2 separate regions of the Homo sapiens genome follow, and region 2 is linked to region 1. A link is an interaction called in ENCODE POLR2A ChIA-PET data of the cell type or tissue named here. Cell type or tissue: Panc1. All regions are shown on one strand. Each heading gives the region's core, and the rest is flanking DNA. Links, peaks and the distances in the headings are about the cores only.

What was found. Peaks named below come from ENCODE experiments on the same cell type or tissue, not always from the same donor. Only the 100,000 strongest peaks of a DNase experiment are listed, where the experiment ranks them.
Region 2: POLR2A ChIA-PET joins it to region 1 with 11 read pairs; 8 of 35 experiments call an interaction of 5 or more read pairs at or near these places.

What each region holds. Positions count from the first base shown.
Region 1 is chr15:63,026,265-63,034,818 of GRCh38, forward strand. No RefSeq gene overlaps it. Among named protein-coding and RNA genes, the nearest start is that of TPM1, 12 kb to the right of the region's middle. In Panc1, for the core only: no CTCF peak of the experiment used is centred there; no DNase peak of the experiment used is centred there.
Region 2 is chr15:62,955,653-62,964,206 of GRCh38, forward strand. No RefSeq gene overlaps it. Among named protein-coding and RNA genes, the nearest start is that of TPM1, 83 kb to the right of the region's middle. RefSeq lists an enhancer at 5,618-6,118. In Panc1, for the core only: no CTCF peak of the experiment used is centred there; no DNase peak of the experiment used is centred there; H3K27ac peaks cover 5,134 bases.

The DNA of each region.
Region 1 (8,554 bases), core at 334-8,333:
GGAACAGGTGATCCTAGGAATCCAGATAGACAAGACCCTCACGATGGCCTGAGGGGCAGGATCCTGGTGGTCAGTCAGAGCACTGCATTCGTGCAGATCCAGGTCTGATGGACAGTCTGGATTGGAGGGAGAATGGTTATCATGGAAAGACAGTACTTGGGTACTGAGGCCCAACAGCAAGACTTCAGACCAAGATGGGCGTGGGGGACAAGATAGAGGAGACCAGTATTGGAGGATTAGGAGGTCAATGTAGAAATGGTAAGCAAGTCAGAAGCCCATCCCTGGAGCTCAGGCCCAGGTGGAGCTGAGGGTGCAGCAAGGCTGCAGAGGCCCAGGTTGACTCAAGGAGCATCTGCAGAATTGCAGCTGCAAGCCCCATAGCTGTGCTCCTCAGTTCTAAAGTCATGAATCCAAGAGCCAACAAGTAAGTGTTTATAGAACACCAACTCTATGATTGGTACTATGGGAGTTCTTCCAGCCAAATGAAGATTGTCAGGCAACAAATACCAGTTTTTAGTTATACGAGACTATCCTCAATCTGGAAAGGCATCCTTCATCTGCTGCCACAGGTAACACTGATTCCCCCTCACCTGGCACCTGGACCCTCCTAGCTGGGCACCCCTCTCAGCTGTGGAGCTCCCCACAAACTTGCCTTAAAGGTGTACAGCTCTAAAGTCTGGAATTCACTTTGATTTGGGATGATGGGGCTGCAACACAGTCCTTCATATTGAAATCTCAGGAGAAGCAGCCTCTCCTTAACTACACCTTCACAGTTTTCCTTTTTGTAGTCTCTGGGTTTCTGAGATAATAAATACTATCTCCAAAACAGGTGATAACAATGACAGTGATGACACTAGACTGTGAGACTCCAATGTGGAGTCAAGGCAGGAAACTTTATTGACAAAAGGAGGACTTAGTCAACACAGGAGTTCTGGGGACAATAAGATGGAAATCAAATACAGAGTAACCAAGATAAGGCCCTCACTTTCCATAAATACCTTTGCCTTCTCCAAAAGCAGGTACTTTCTAACTACAAAAGTATAACACAATGTGAGATGACAGGTTCAAATCCAAACTCCATCCTATTACTTTCAGAGACTACCTGTGATTTTGTAGCATCTCCTAGTTTTTTCAAATATATCAAAGACCCTAATTTTCCAAGCATTCATCCCAAAAGTAAATTCTCCAAAAAAAAAAAAAAGGACATACATCACCCAAAAATTATGCAGATTGGTCCTGAGCTCTTCCACGTCAGCTTCTGGCCTCTCAGAACACCCTCATCACCCCAGTGTTCAGGTCCTGGGACAATTTTTCGATAACAATTTATCTACATAATGTTCACCATTGTGAGCAGAACTGGCATGAATCTTTGCACCTCACTGGAGCTATGAGAATTGTCTCTATTGGAAATGCTTCTGAATTAAATCAGCTGGGTTTCAATTCCTCACAAGCTAAGCTCAGTGTTATGTCTCATGTTGGTCCATTTTTGTGGCTTCCTTTCCCTCTCCTCAAGGCTTTTATGACCCATGAGAAAATGGGGGCAAGACCTCTAGTTGTGGTCCACTGTGGTCACTGTTAGTCCCTGGTCCAAGCTGTGGGGTCCATTCAAAGGTAGGCTGCTCCACAAATATGTCCACAACCAGCATGCCAAGCTCAACCACGGACAGAAGCCAACTCCACAGGTGCCATGGTCCTTAAGCTTTCAGGCAGCCATCCCACCCCCAGTTCTGCCACCCTCACAGAGCTCAGCGCAGGGTTGTTGTACAAGTATTGATGGATTGGGTGAAACCCACCTTGTTTCTTTCAGCTATCTGACATCTGGCTCATTACCATTTCAGAAACTAAAATACGGCTCCCAAAAACAGTGGCCATGCTCATCCCATGGGCAAATGTACCTTACTACTAATTTGTCTATTTTGATGGTTGAAACAATTTGTTGTGTGCTTGTTAGGCACCACCAAAGATTAAAAGAAATAGATGACATGGCCACTACTCCTAAAGACTTTTATTTTCTAGTTGGGAAGGTAAGTACCCATGGGAAGGTCTAAAGTTAATAATAGTACAAAATAACAATGAAAGTAACACCTCAAGACACATTGGCACATCTCATTGGATTCTCGGAGCAATCCTGGGTGACAGGTATTACAATTTCCCATTTTGTAGGTGAGGAAACTGAGGCATATATGATCCTCCCATAAGACTTGCCTCTGGAGGGGGAAACTAACCTGGGGCCAGAGGGGGTCATGCCCGGCTGTTACCCCCTGCTGTCTTGCTCCCTACCCTCTGTGACCCGCAAACTTCACAACACACATGTATACACACACACACACACACACACACACACACACACATACTCCAACCCTACCTTATTGGAACATCTGACTCTGTAATGATCTATAAAAGTTTTATTGTTCCTTCTTTTAGAAAGTTGCTGGATCTCCCTAGCACTTGTAAATAATGTGTGCTCCAGCCCCTATCTCTGCCCTGTCCCTAATCATAGGCACCCAGTGGGTAATTATCCAACAGCCAACAAGGGAGCAACAAGAATCCCATGAGGAAACTCAGTCCGGGGATTCTTCTGAGGTCACAGACCTCCATTCATGGGTGGTCGACCCTTCAACCCTTCTGCCCCAACCTGTCAAGGAGACAATTGCCACAGCCCATGTGAGAGGCACTCTGGTTTTCCAGCCTCATCCCCCACTCTGCCCTTCAGTCTTCCCAGTAGATCAAATGACTTCCTACTATTTCCTGAACATACCCCCTCCCCAGGCTTGGGAGCGTGTCCTTTCCTCCTCCTGGAGTGCTCTTCTCTCAAGTAATGCTTGTCCAATTACTGCTCAGACTACAAAAACTAGGCCTAAATATCACCTCCTCCTTCAATCCTTTCCTGATTTTCTCCATCCATATATGAGCTTGCCTTTCTCTGAAACACCATAAAATTACAAGTGGATCATCTAAAAGTGTTCATCTCTATCCGCTTCTTATTACAGAAGCATATTTGCAGATTTGTCTTAGGGGATAGGAGTCAGAGTTCTGAGTCTGTCCAACCTCTGGCACTTATGACCCATGCAAAATTGGGAAACTGAGCCACAAGAAAGTCATCTATAAAATGGGGTTTCATGAGGATAAAATGAGACAACAAAGAGAAAGCACTTCATAAACAATAATGGGCTTTACTCATGTTATGCTTAACCTCTCTCTGCCTCAGTTGGCGCGTCCATGAAAACACGTGTAGTGATGTCTCCCGCTTGGATTTGCCGTGAGGATTCGATGAGGTCGTGTATGTAAGGCAAAGTGAGCATAGTCCCCCGCCTCCATCTCTGGCCCTGTCCATGTCATAGCAGAGCTTGGACTGGAGACACCCCATTATATTTTTCACTCTGACCACGATGTTGTACAGGATTTAGGATGCTGCTGCAAACACTCTTTCATGGGGGTGACTTTTGGAACCTGGGCAGGAATTCCAATGCTCTGTAATAATAATCATCATCATAAACAGTTGGTGGTCCCTGCATCCAGGAAATCAGTTTTTAGGGGCCAAGTCTGTGCTGTGAGGGAACATGCCCCTCCCTCAGAGGTAGAGACTGCAGAGCATGTGTGTCTATAAAACCACAGCTAATCCTCAGAGCCAGATGGAAGAGCTGCCTTCCTGAGTGGCCAGCTGCGGCATCGGAGCCAGAAATGCCCCACAGAGGCAGTTTGGGAAGCATCAGCCCTAGTGCTCCATGAGCCACGTTACTGAATTGCAACGTTGATGCGGGAAGGTGAATAATAAATCAGGTTAGACATTGGGTCAAGGATCTGCATCTGAGAAGAAAAGGAAATGATAAACTATCAGAGTTAGAAGGAACCAGCTCAGACCAACATCTTTGCTGCAAACTTCCAAGCCCCTCCCTTCCCCGCTTTCTCTTCTTCTTTTCAGGGCTGGGTCCCACACCCTTTCAGCATCACGTGTCCTTACACCCTCCAGCCACAGTTGACGTGACTGAGAGCGGACCAAGCTGGGCCAGTCAAATTCTCTCTCCTGGAATTCTGGAATTGGAAACTGGACACTGGTCAGCTTCTATTGGGATCTTTACCCAGGAAGACTCACTTTCATGGATGGAATACAGACTGGAAGCCAGACAAGAGAGAGGAGTATGGGAAACGCATGCCTCATTCCAAGAGAAACAGCTCAAGCAGGCAGCCCTGCATGAGGAACACCGCAAAAAAAAAAAAAAAACACTCACTGAAGACACAAACCTCTCTTGCCTCATCACTTTAGTGAAGTAACAGAGTGCCTTGCACACATAGGTGCTACTAAATTCAAGTTTATTGACATTCACTAATAATCAAAAACAAGTGGGGATCTAATCACAGTGTAGATTTGAGGGAGAAACAAAGAGCCTCTGAGCTCCTTAAAATCAGGGGCCAGGTTTATATAAAGCTGAAACGCAGGAAAAAACTAGCCGGGATGGTGGTCAGCTGTAGGGGGGATAATATGTGGAAGGGGGCACAAGGGGCTTCTGGAACGTTCTGATTCCTGTTCTGGGTGCTGGTTACAAGGGCCTGCTGGGCTTGTGAAAATTCAGTGAGCTATATGAGTATGACATACGCACATCTCTGTACATATGGTATATGTCAATAAAAAGTTTAATGGTACAACAAACGGGAGTCAGGTCTTGACTTACCCAGAGCCCACCTGATACAGTCCTGGCAGGAATTCAAGGTTCCATCTCCCTAGCATTTTCATACAAGCAATATCTGATTAAAATAAATAACCAAAGTGGCCTGGAAGAAAATAGGAATCAGAAAGCCAAGTCAGAGAAGGGCAGCAGTGTGCTCAGAGGAATTCAGGGGGTAGAAAAAGAACTCGTTGCCAAGAAGACAATCCCAAATGATGCGTTAACAGTAATGTGTTTGGGCTAATGTTTTATACACAGACCCACAAACAAACACACATATTTGTCCATGTGTACACATGCCTTGGACCTTTTGATAAATTTATAACCATTATGAAGAGAATATTTAACTTTTCTACATGGTAGGCACTGTGTTTTACATTCATTAAATAGCTCAATCATGATAATCACCTGCTGAAATGGGTACTATTATTATCCCCATTTTTCAGATGAAGAAATCAAGGTTCAAAGAGGTAGTGACTTGGCTGTCACCCTGGTAATAAATGGGTAAATTAGGTTGGTCTAACTGCAAAACCCACGCTTTTAAAATAACACTTTCCAACTCCCCAAAAACATACAGACACAGATATTGGTACCTCAGCGCCTCTGTGTGAAATATAACACAGAATACGTTCCATTTCATTCATCAATGGCTTCTACGGCTAACACATCCAACAGCAAGACAAGTGAGTTTGTTTGTTTCAAGGTGTAAATAGGAGACGGCCAATTTGCCGATCATTTTCGCCTATGTGAATTTTGGAGAGGAAGCGGCAGACACGGCGGTTCTGCTAGCACACTTAACCCTCCTAACAATTTGATGAGGTACATATTCTTATCTCAAGTTTACGGAAGGAGAAACTGAGGCTGCATGCAATTAAGGGCCTTCATCAGACCCTTGCCCGGGTGACTCCAAAGCCCAAGAACGCATGTTCACTCCCAAACAAGGCAATCTATATCCTTGTGTTAACCTCTGAACTGGCCCCACTGTGTCACTGGGTTGGGCAGGAGGGCTCATGTATGATGGGGCCTCGTGCCAGGCCAGGCATGCTCAGTGACTGGGCTGTCACTCTCAGGGCTTCTGTTTGTCTCTGGCAATACCAGGGTGCTCAGGCCGACCAGCTCAGCAGGTGCCCAGAAATGATGACACCGAGGAGAAAACCCACCCTGGGCTCCCTGTCATGGAGGAACCCAGGAACCCAGGGAACAGCCATCAGCACATGTGCCTTGGAGAAATTTGAATGAAGACCGAGAAGTCACAAGCCAAACCAGCTACCTCGGAAGGGAGAAGGACATGAGAAGTACATCATTCCAGCCATGAGCTCACCGTCCTTACTCAGAGTTCAAGGCTGATGAGAGGGAGCAGAGGTAAGGCCGCGCTGACCCCTGCCTTCTCTCTTCTCAAGCTGAGAAGATCCTGGCTGCTGGCTTTCCTATTGCTGTTAACAATGTACAACTACAAGATATCGTGACTGTACTTTTTTAACGCACTTAGGAACAATTGTTCACTCAGTAAATATGTGTGGCGGGCCTACTCCCATCAGTCATCGGGAGGGGAGACACAGTCTATTGGTTAAGAACGTGGACTCTGCTGCCTGTCTGAAGAGTTAAGTCCTAGCCTCATCCAAGCCTCGTCTATTGGGGGTCTGCGGCTATGATTACTTGTGTTATGACTCAGTGGAAGTCCTAAGGTGAGTGCTGGTGAGAAGCATGCCTTCTAGGAGAGGCTTTAGGACAAGTACGCAAGTACCTGTGATGGTGAAGACAGAACAGGTAGAATCTGGCATGTAACCTAACAGGTAATTCAGAGTCACAAGCACTATTCCTTTCAAAACTGTCTCTTTGGGAGGCCTCTTATTTATATGTAAAGCATTGTTGTGGATGGCTAAAGGAGCTTTTAGGCAAGCTTATTAACTTATTATTATTATTATTATAAAAGTAGAACATGCTCATTTTTCAAACATTGGAAAATAAAGAATTTCTGAAATTACTAACAAGTCTATCATGCAAAACAATGACAGTCAACATTTTGCTGTCTGTTCTTTTATTTGGATTTGTTTCCAAAAGCATTTTTTAGCTCCACATTTGGAGCTGCTATTCCTTTAGACTCTGTAGCACATTCTTTTTTTGTTTTTTGTTTTTGTTTTTTTGAGATGGAGTCTCACGTCGCCTGGACTAGAGTGCAGTGGCACGATCTCGGCTCAGTGCAACCTCCGCCTCCTGGGTCCAGGCAATTCTCCTGCCTCAGCGTCCCAAGTAGCTGGGATTATAGGCACGCACCACCATGCCTGGCTAATTTTATATTTTTAGTAGAGATGGGGTTTTGTCATGTTGGCCAGACTGGTCTCGAACTCCTGACCTCGTGATTCACCCGCCTCGGCCTCCCAAAGGGCTGGAATTACAGGCATCAGCCACTGTGCCCAGCCCGTAGCACATTCTTTTGACTTTGCCTGGTGAAGCAAATCTTCTTTATCCTTTGAAGGTACGTTGGAGTTTTGGAAACATCCGTAAGTCGTCAGGAACCAGGTGTGGCAAACTTAATAAAAGATCAAGCTGGGGGCATGTTGCTTTTGGTCCAAACACAAGATGGTAAAGCAATGAAACTAATTTTACTGGGTGACTTGTAAAAGACCACTAACAACAGTTCCAGTAGGTCGTTTGAAATTTGGGTTTGCCACAGGCAATAACCTAGAAATAAAGGATCCCACAGAGGGCCAGAATTCCAGGTTGTTCACTTTTAAATTTCTGGTGCCAAGTTTTATGCCTGACAAATAGTAGGCACTGAAAAACAGCTGGGTGTCCCAAAGGAAATTGACTACTTTATTTTTATATTAGTTTTTACTTGCTGTGAGGCTTTGGCTTATGTACACGCCAAAGTGGATTCTTCTTCCTTTAAGAGACTCAGGCAATTATAAACCCTCCAAAATTTTCTGTAATACACTCAAGAATATATTTTTAAATAACAACGAAGGGAAAATAGGAGATTATTAATACTTTATATAATTCACAAATATATTCTACTTTAAAAATTAAACCATAAAGATATAGCTATACTCCTTTTTGAAGACCATATCTGATCCTAGCACCCCTCCTACCTCTTCAAAGGAAGTGAATTCAGTTATCAAATTAACAGTAACTTCCCACATCGGGTGTGTGTGTCTGTGCGTGTGTGTGTGTAATCATACGCATATATGACATATATTGCATATATATAATACATATCGGGCTGGGCGCAGTGGCTCACACCTGTAATCCCAGCACTTTGGGAGGCCGAGGCAGGCAGATAATGAGGTCAAAAGATCGAGACCAACCTGGCCAACATGGTGAAACCCCATCTCTACTAAAAATACAAAAATCAGCTGGGCGTGGTGGTGCACGCCAGTAGTCCCAGCTACTCGGGAGGCTGAGGCAGGAGAATCACTTGAACCCAGGAGGCGGAGGTTGCAGTGAGCTGAGATCGCACCACTGCACTCCAGCCTGGAGATAGAATGAGACTCCATCTCAAAAAATAAATAAAATAAAAAATATTTTAAAAAATACATATCATTTTTAACTAAGTTATATTACCATATGTTTGATTTTACTGCTTATATTTTTTGCCCAACTAAAGCAAAACTGATCATGGTGACAAAATCCATTTCAATATATAAGTTCTGATTTCCTTCCTTTTAAAATAAACTCTTGATTTCATACCAGGCCTTCCACAGTGTTTGGGAGAATTTAGAGTTGCCAGAGAAATTAGCAGAGGCACGTAAGAACTTCCACACTGGGTCAGCCCTAGGATTTAGCAGCCCAGCATTGTACATCTGACAGTGATGCCAAGGAATGCTGTGGATGGATGGGCTGATGTCAAACTCCAGGATTAGAGACATCCTAAGACATTCTCATTATCCTTC
Region 2 (8,554 bases), core at 344-8,343, 71 kb before region 1:
GCATCAAGTGGTAAGCAACTGTGAAACATCATTATTATAGCTATTCTTTATTGTTACTGTCACTGCCATCCAGGGACCCAGGTGACAGTGCTAACCTGGAGATGGGGACACTCATGTGGGCAAAGCTGCCTGATTTACACTCAAAAAGGATTAAATGAGGGAATATCTGCAAAGGCCTTGAGCTGTGTTTGCTTCCTTCCTCTATCCCTGCCTTAATAAATAAATTAATCCCAATAGAGACCACAGGAATTATCTGTGAAAGAAACCATCCCAATACCCAACTAAATGAAATATTTCAATTATCTTTAATGAGATGATGTGTGCACCTGTCCCATATGTGATGTTCAATAGCGACAACTAGCCGGGTGTGGTGGCTCACGCCTGTAATCCCAGCACTTTGGGAGGCCGAAGTGGGTGTATCACTTGAGGTCAGGAGTTGAGACCAGCCTGGCCAACATGGCAAAACCCCATCTCTACCAAAAATATAAAAATTAGCTGGGCATGGTGACACGTGCCTGTAATCCCAGCTACTCAGGAGGCTGAGGCAGGAGAATTGCTTGAACCTGGGAGGCATAGGTTGCAGTGAGCCGAGATGGCGCCACTCTACTCCAGCCTGGGCGACAGAGTAAGACTGTCTGAAAAAAAAAAAAAAAAAAAAAATTACAACTATTGTTCTTCCAGGGAATTAGGCTGGGCCTAAAAGAGGCATGCCATTGGCTGGGTAAAACGCAGGTCAACTGGAACCTTATCTCATGCACTTAGCTGGCTCTCAACTTCAAGACTGTGAGGCCTCCTTGCCATACTTGGGATGTAAGAAGGGCAAGCAGAAGATGGTTTGGGGGACTTCATGCCCCCGATTGTTTTAAATCCTCACCTTCCATTTGATGTTTTAAAAAATTGCTTTTGCACCAACCTAATATTTTAGTTAATATGATCAATGACCATGAAGCTGCTCTGCCGGCAAGCCTGAGGCCACATTGGGGATTTCAGCACAGTGATGGAAGGTAGACAGCTCAGTTATCTGTGGTGATTAGAGACCAGGAGGGGAGGGACACGGAGCTCTCCAGAGGCAGAATGTTCAGATAACAGCAGGCAGGATCTGAAGGAAGAGTGAAAGGAGGGCTTGCCAGAGGAGTGGACACATGCAGGCAGAACATGGAGGCATTCTGAATATTCCCCCTCCTGCATGCCATATACTGGCCAGATGTACTGCCAGGTGAATAAGGCACAGGAGTGATATAGATGAGCGTGGTCCAATAGAACTCTCTGTGATGATGGAACTGTTCTTTATATGGTCCAATACGGTGGCCACTACCACATACAGCTATTGAGCCTTGAAATGTGGCTTGTGTGACTGGGAAACTGAATTTTTGCCTAATTTTAATTAACTGACATTTAAAACGTAAACAGCCACATATAACTACTGGCTCCTGGATTAGATGGCACAGGAGAGGAAACTGACCTAAGAGTTTGATGGAAGGAAAAAGGTTGGGAAAGTTCTGGAACATAAGCCACTGTCTATAGGGGGTCAGCCTTGATCAGGCACCACCGTGAGGGTTTTCTAAGCAGCTCTGGGCATCTGAGGCCAGGAGGGGAAATTCCAAAGGAAGGAAGGTGACTAAGAAGCGTGACAGCCTTGCCAGCCCAAGTTTGTCCAGAAACAACCCTCTTCATTTAGCATCTGGAATTTGACCAGGCAGATGTAGTTCCAGGGTATGAAACTGACCTCCAAACTCTGTGCAAGCTCTGGGAGGCACATTGCTGTGCAGGAAGCAATGCGACGTGACAGTGAGCACTCTTCAATGTCAGGCCCATTCTGTCTATATCATGCGGTCCCACAAGCTGGGAGAATTGCTGCTCACTCCGTTGTTTCCCTTGGTCCCTGCATGTACCTCTCAGAGAGCACCCACTCTGTGATTTCAACCCCTTCCTCCCTCCCTCCCTCCTTCCTTCCTTCCTTCCTTTTTTTCTTTCTTTTTTTTAAAAAAAGTTTTGATGCAATGAAATAGAATTGATGCACAGGTCCTAAGTTTGGGCTGTGGGTTCTACATCCCAGCAACTGCCTCTGTCAATTGATGTGTCTGTCATCTTTGCCTAAGATTTGTGACTGTAGCTATAGGAGCCGTTTTTGTTGTTGTTGTTTTCTTCTTAGACCTATACAGGGTGTAATCTGTAGGGCATCATTGAAATCAACTTGTCCAAATCCTATATGTTACATACGGAAGGACAGAAAACCCAGAGAACTAAGAAGCTCACCGCAGCTCACCTGCCCCTGAATTAGTGGAAGGTAAGGAATTAGAACCTGCAGATGACACACCCAACCCTCCCTATCCAGGAACCACCCCTTCTTGCCTAGAATGAATCCTCCATTTTTGTCAGCCCCTCACGTGTTTCCACTGCAAAGGTGTTCTTCACCCTGCCTTCAGGGACGCAGCATAAATCCTTAGATTTCCTCACATTGTCTTCCCTCTTCATTCACCCCCCTGGGCTCCAGTGGAAATTAGGCCAAAGAAGAACCACCTTCCACTCCTGCCCTACCTCACTCTCTCCTACAACACTGATATCTAGGATAGTCCTCTCAATCTTTAATGTGCATAAGAATCTCCCTGGGATCTTGTTAAAATGCAGACGCAGACAGTAGGTCTGGCTTGAGGCCTGACATTCTGCACTTCTAACAAGACCCCAGGTGATGCTGAGGCTGCTTTGAGGAGCAAGTCTCACGCTTTGGTCCTAAGGGCTAGAGCTGAAAGGAGCTGCCAGAGGTCAGGTGCTCCAGAAGTAGAGCTAAGCCGGCGATTCCTATAGACGGGGCCCCAGAGAAACCAGTAAGATAGTCGAGGAAGTAGAATGAGGTAGAAAGGAAGCTAAGCAAAGAGCTGGCTTCAGCTAAAATCTAACCTCAGCCTGATCCACAGGTTGCTCTGGGACATAAGTGACACCACAAAGCTGTTCCAGTGTCAGCTGAGGCAAAGGAGCTAGGTTTTTGCTTCCAGCATCAGGCAGTCATTAGCTGTGAGCTGCCCCTGGGAGAAGGACATTGCCATCCCTGGATAACCTCCAGGCATTTTCAGGGTTGGCAGCTCCCACTTGGTAAAGGGCAAGCCTCCAGAGAAGTAAACAAGCATGAGCCAACAGTATGCAACACTCACAGCAGCTGGGGGCAGGTGCCCCCGCGGTAAAGAGGATCCAAGCAGGCCCCCAGCAGAATCTAGCATGAGGGCCTAAAACTCTTGCAGGCCATCTGCCCAGCCCCACTTTTGCATAGCAGAGATTTTAACTTTGAAAGCTATGCATATGTACATGAAAAAACAGAATTAGAAACACCAACACAAAACTTTACAACGGTGATCTCAGCTTGACTTTCTTGTCTTTTTCCACAACTTTCAAATTTGCTACAATTAACATACATTCTTTTTGTTGTTGTTGAGATGGGGTCTCAGTCTGTGGCCCAGGCTGAGTGCAGCAGCGCAATCGCAGCTCACTGCAGCCTTGACCTTCCTGGCTCAAGTGATCCTCCCACCTCAGCCTCCTGAGTAGGCGTGTGCTACCATGCCTGGCTAATTTTTGCATTTTTTTGTAGAGACAGGGTTTTCCCATGCTGCCCAGGCTGGTCTTGAACTCCTGGGCTCAAGTGATCCACCTACCTTGGACTCCCAAAGTGCTAGGATTACAGGCATGAGCCACCGTGCCTGGCCAACATGTATTAATATAAACCAATCAAAGTAAATTCACTGATAGCCCAGCTCAGAATCTTAGAAATATTTTTATTTTATTTAGTAACTTTTTATTGAATGCCTGTTATTACCATTTACAGTCCTATGTGATTCCAATCAACCTTCACAGTGCAATACTAATGACAGGGCACACATCTGAAATGCAATTGGTAGCAAAGAGAAATTATAGACTGTTTAGTATGGTTTTAAGTTTGAATCTATTTTTTTTCCAAGTCTTTGAAAATTGCTTATCTACATAGCCCTTTAACTGGAACAGCCCATTCATCAACCCCTGGTTTAGTGATGTGAAATGCCAAGACACAGGTCTTGGCAAAAGGGCTAACAGAACTCAGGCCCCTGACTCCTGTTGGTTCTCAAAGACCACACAGCCTGTTGGTGCCCCATGAGCAATTTCTATGGACTTCCTTCTTTGTTTGCCCTGCCTAATTAAGCAATCAAGTTAATTGAGATTAATGGCTTGCTTAATAGGGATTAATAACTTGCCAAAAATGCCCCAGGTTTGGGAACTTACAGCAGTAGTACTGCTCGTTGTAAAAGCTGGAGATGTGGTGGCCAAGCAGAGCCCAGACCCTCCGGCCTCTCTGCTCACTTCTCAGAGGGTGCCTCAGGCCTTCAGGAAGAGATGGGATACTGTGGGGAGAGGGGGATGGGGGAGGTAAAGCTGCCACATTAGATTGACCTTCAGAGGCCCTACAGCTCCTGCTCAGGCCACAGAGGCCTCCATTGCTGAGCCAGGCACCAAACCCAGTGCACGGGCATAGTCCCAGCTTGGTAGGCCTGGGCTCCTGGGCTCCTGGCGAGCCCTAAGGTGCCTTCCAGTTCCAACAGTCCCTGGGTCTCTGGGTTCTCAATCTTGGTTTCCTCTTAGAATCTCCTGGAGGGAGCTTTTTTAAAAATGCTGATGCCCCAGCCCTACCCAGAGTTTCTGATTTAATTGGTCTGGAAAGAGGGGAGATCCTTTTTATAAAAGTTCCCCAGGTGAGTCTTATGTGCGGACACTGACAATGAGATTGAGGAGTTTTTTTAAAGCCCAGTCCTTTTGGTGATAAGAGTGAAAGAAAGTGGAAGGAAGGGGCCAGGCGTCGTGGCTCATGCCTGTAATCCCAGCACCTTGGGAGGCCGAGGTGGGAGGATCACCTGAAGTCAGGAGTTTGAGACCAGCCTGGCCAACATGGAGAAACCCTGTTTCTACTAAAAATACAAAAAATTAGCCAGGCATCGTGGTGCATACCTGTAACCCCAGCTACTCGGGAGGCTGAGGCAGAGAATTGCTTGAACCTGGGAGATGGAGTTTGCAGTGAGCCAAGATCATGCCACTGCACTCCAGCCTGGACAACAGAGCAAGACTCTGTCTCAAAAAAAAAAAAAAAAGAAAGTGGAAGGAAAGAAAGAACGGAAGGAGGGAAGAATGGAACCAGAGCCACTGATACCAAGGGGTTTCTCAGATTGAGGGGAAGAGGGAGGGGAAGAGGGAGGGGAAACAGGACAAGGGCAGAAGGAAGGAAGACAGTCCACACCAAATGGCAGCTGCCTCTCTCCTGCTGTCTGTAGGCTACGGAAGGTCGTGGTTGTTTCTTCTCATTCCCAGTGGAGAAAGAATCAATGGCTTGAATTTTCTGCCCAAGGAGTCGTTTTTTATCTTGGCTGATGCCCTTGAGTCTCTCAGTAGAGCCTCACAGAGGTGGGGACATTTGTCTCCTGCAGACTGCAGCCGGTCTGCACACCTTGATGCACACCTGGAAGGCTACCCCTTTGGCTTGGGGCCTCCCCTCCCCAGGTGGAGGGTTCTCTCCCTTCCCTTCCCTTCCCTCAGCTGCTCAGCCTGCAGGTCTGAAGTGGGCACAAGGGCCAGAGCCCAGCGGGTGCTGGACGGGCCAGCCTCGTGATGCCTCCGGTTTTACAAGACACTGGCCTTCTCCTCCTCTTCCCTCCCCACAGACGTCAAAGGCTTCACAAAACAAACACGTAGCTCTGGGGTCAGAGACCTCTGGCAAGAAGTTCTGGGCCCTCCTAGGTTGGGGACTGTGCTTGCAGGATTGAGCAGAACGGGGAAGGCCAGCTAGATCGCCACTGGAAAGAGCAAAGAGCTATCCACAAAGGGAAAGGGGAGAAGGGAGAGACGTTCCCAGAGAGTGTGGGGGGATTTTGAGAGGGGGCAATGGCAGATCTTGGAGCAGCTGCCCTACTCGGATGTTGGGGAGTGGGAGCAGCTACATGGTGGCACAGAATTCTAAACATTTTGCTATGCTTGATGGATATATATAATCCCCTTAGATGTTTTTCAAAAGACAACAAACTATTCAAATTGCTTTTCAATTATGTTTGGATGTAGCTCTGCTGTTACTTCTGAATGCAACACCTTGTGAATGAAAGCTACAGTGCAAACCCAGAGGCCTCGATTTATCTGAGACAAGATTATCTACCGCCAAGGCGCACGGGAGGATTGAATTGATGATGTACCTGCAAACGCCCAGTGGCACGATGCCTGGCACAAGACGGGCAGGTGTTCACTAAGTCCAGGATCTCACCACCTCCTCCCACCTCCATCCTTCCATCCACTGACCCCAGAGAGCCATGCTTTAGCCTAACTGAACAGCACAGGGCATGTCTGTTTAAGGGGTAACTCTCACAGTGGGCATTTCAGGCCCTGGAAGCTGCTGGAGGTTTTGTGGGCAGCTGCCTCCTCCTAGAAAATGGCTTTGCTGTCAGTTCTGACCTGGTGTGGGGAGTACACTCACACCTATCAGACATCTTAGCAGAGGCTAAGGAGCAATTTACTCTGGGCGCCAACATTCCCTGGCAAGGTCAGATTCCTGATGCCCTTTTGGGGGTGTGGTCCTGCCGGTGACCTCTGTAGCTGTCCATCCTTCACCCCACACCCCGGTCCCTCACTGCTCTGGCTTTCCTACCAGGACTAGCTCTGGCCGAGCCCACAGGACTGGTGTTGCAGGGAGGAAGTGGTGAGCTACCAGGAGACACTCCAGAAACGGTGTCTGTAATTGGCCTGGAGAGAGTGGCTGTCCAGATGCAGGCAATTTTGACTTTGATGTGAGCAGAATTACAAAGAATCATAAAAAGAGCCTATGATTTGGGCTGAAACCGTGCCACGGCAGTTGAGTCCCAGCCCTGCACACAGCTGCCTTCCCCTTCTGCCTGGAAGTCAGCCCTCCTGGCAGCCGCCCTCTGCCCTCTGCCTGGCCAGCCCCTGCTCCTGTTCACAGTTGCACTCAATGCCCCTTCTCCAGGAGTTGGGGCCCCGACTTGTCCTTGCTTACAGCACCCATCCCCTCCCTCAACGCACCTACCCCCCTTTCAGTTAAATTGCTTCGGGTGACTCCTCCCCTCCCTTGGTCCCCATCAGACTGAAGAGCACAAAGGCAGGGGCTGCAGCTGTCGTGTGGTGTTCACCCCAGTGTTCCAGAGCTGGCCGGGGCCGGCACGTGGTGAGCCCTCGGAGCACCTGTGTTACATGGATGAATGAAGGAAGGAAAAACGGCTGGTTTTTTAGTGGGGCTTCTTGTATAACACCAGGAATCTAGGTGTGGGAAACCTCCTTACCAGAGGAGGATCCAATTTTCGTGAACCCCGAACCTGATTAATTTGGGGGCCCCTTTGAAGAAAAAACTTTAAAAAATAATAATTATACCATAAATTTTACAAAAACCCATGACATCGAAGGACGTATCTAGGCCACTTCCAGGACTTAAAGTAAGACACTGTACAGTGTATGTGTCATTACTCCATCCTCAGGCTCCAGGTGAGGGCAGCCCAGCATGACTCTCAGGACGCTTCTGCCAATGGCACTGCTTTAGAGCGAAAGGCACCAGCAAAGAGAACTCCTAACCCACAAGCTCTCTCCCCTCTACCTTCCCTTTCCTGAGCCACGGCCCAGTCAGTTAATCTGGGCTCTGAAGGGTGACAGGTTTGGGGATAAAAGACAAAAACCCATGGAGTCATGGGGCCCTAAGAGTCCCGCCAAACCTCATCTACCTATGGTCACTGCTGCCTGACATCCATTATGAGGAACAGTGATTTCTGCACAGGCCTTAGGCCTAGCTCAGGGCTCAGCTCAGTGCTTAGAGCTCTCCTCTGCAGATCTCTGGAGCAATCTTTCTCTTTCTCTGGGCAGCTCTTTCCCCTCTAGTGCTCTGCCCTGTGAATTCTAGCCACCTTGACCTCCCTGAATTCTCAATGCCATTTTCTCAATTCAGGGAGCCCCCAGCTCTGTTTGGATTCCCCCACTGCACTGTGGCCTGCACACTCCCTCCAGACAGCAAGCTGGGATGCCTCGTTTGTGTCCCTTCTCATGGTTCGCTGTCCTGAGCCTGTTATTTTTAATATTTTACCTGTTTTTTTTTTCTTAGTTCTTTAAGGTGGGAGAGGGTAATTCGGTTACTGTTGTTCCATTTTGGCCGATAGTAGACATCTAGTTCACCCATATTCAGGAAATTGTCTGCCAAATACAGGTCTAGAGAACAGAGTTTGAATGTCAGTCATTCTTTTGATTAAAAGTGGTGTTTCAAAGAGAAGCGGCTAGTTCAGTTTTCACACCTTGAACAATCACACACGTGCTTTTGCTCCAGAGCACCACTGCAGCTCGCCACGATGCTTTCTGCATTGGTCCCTTCCGTCACATGGTGGTAGCAAGACTCCTGCTCCAGGACTGAGATTCCACACAATTATTTTAGCATTTCATCAAAGACATTCTTAACCCATTGCCTTTTTTTTTTTTTTTTATCTTGTGAGTGCATAGCAGCGGAGAAGAACAAGACCGCTAGTACCTTTGAGGGCTGTCTTTGATTCATGCTAAGGCACCAGCC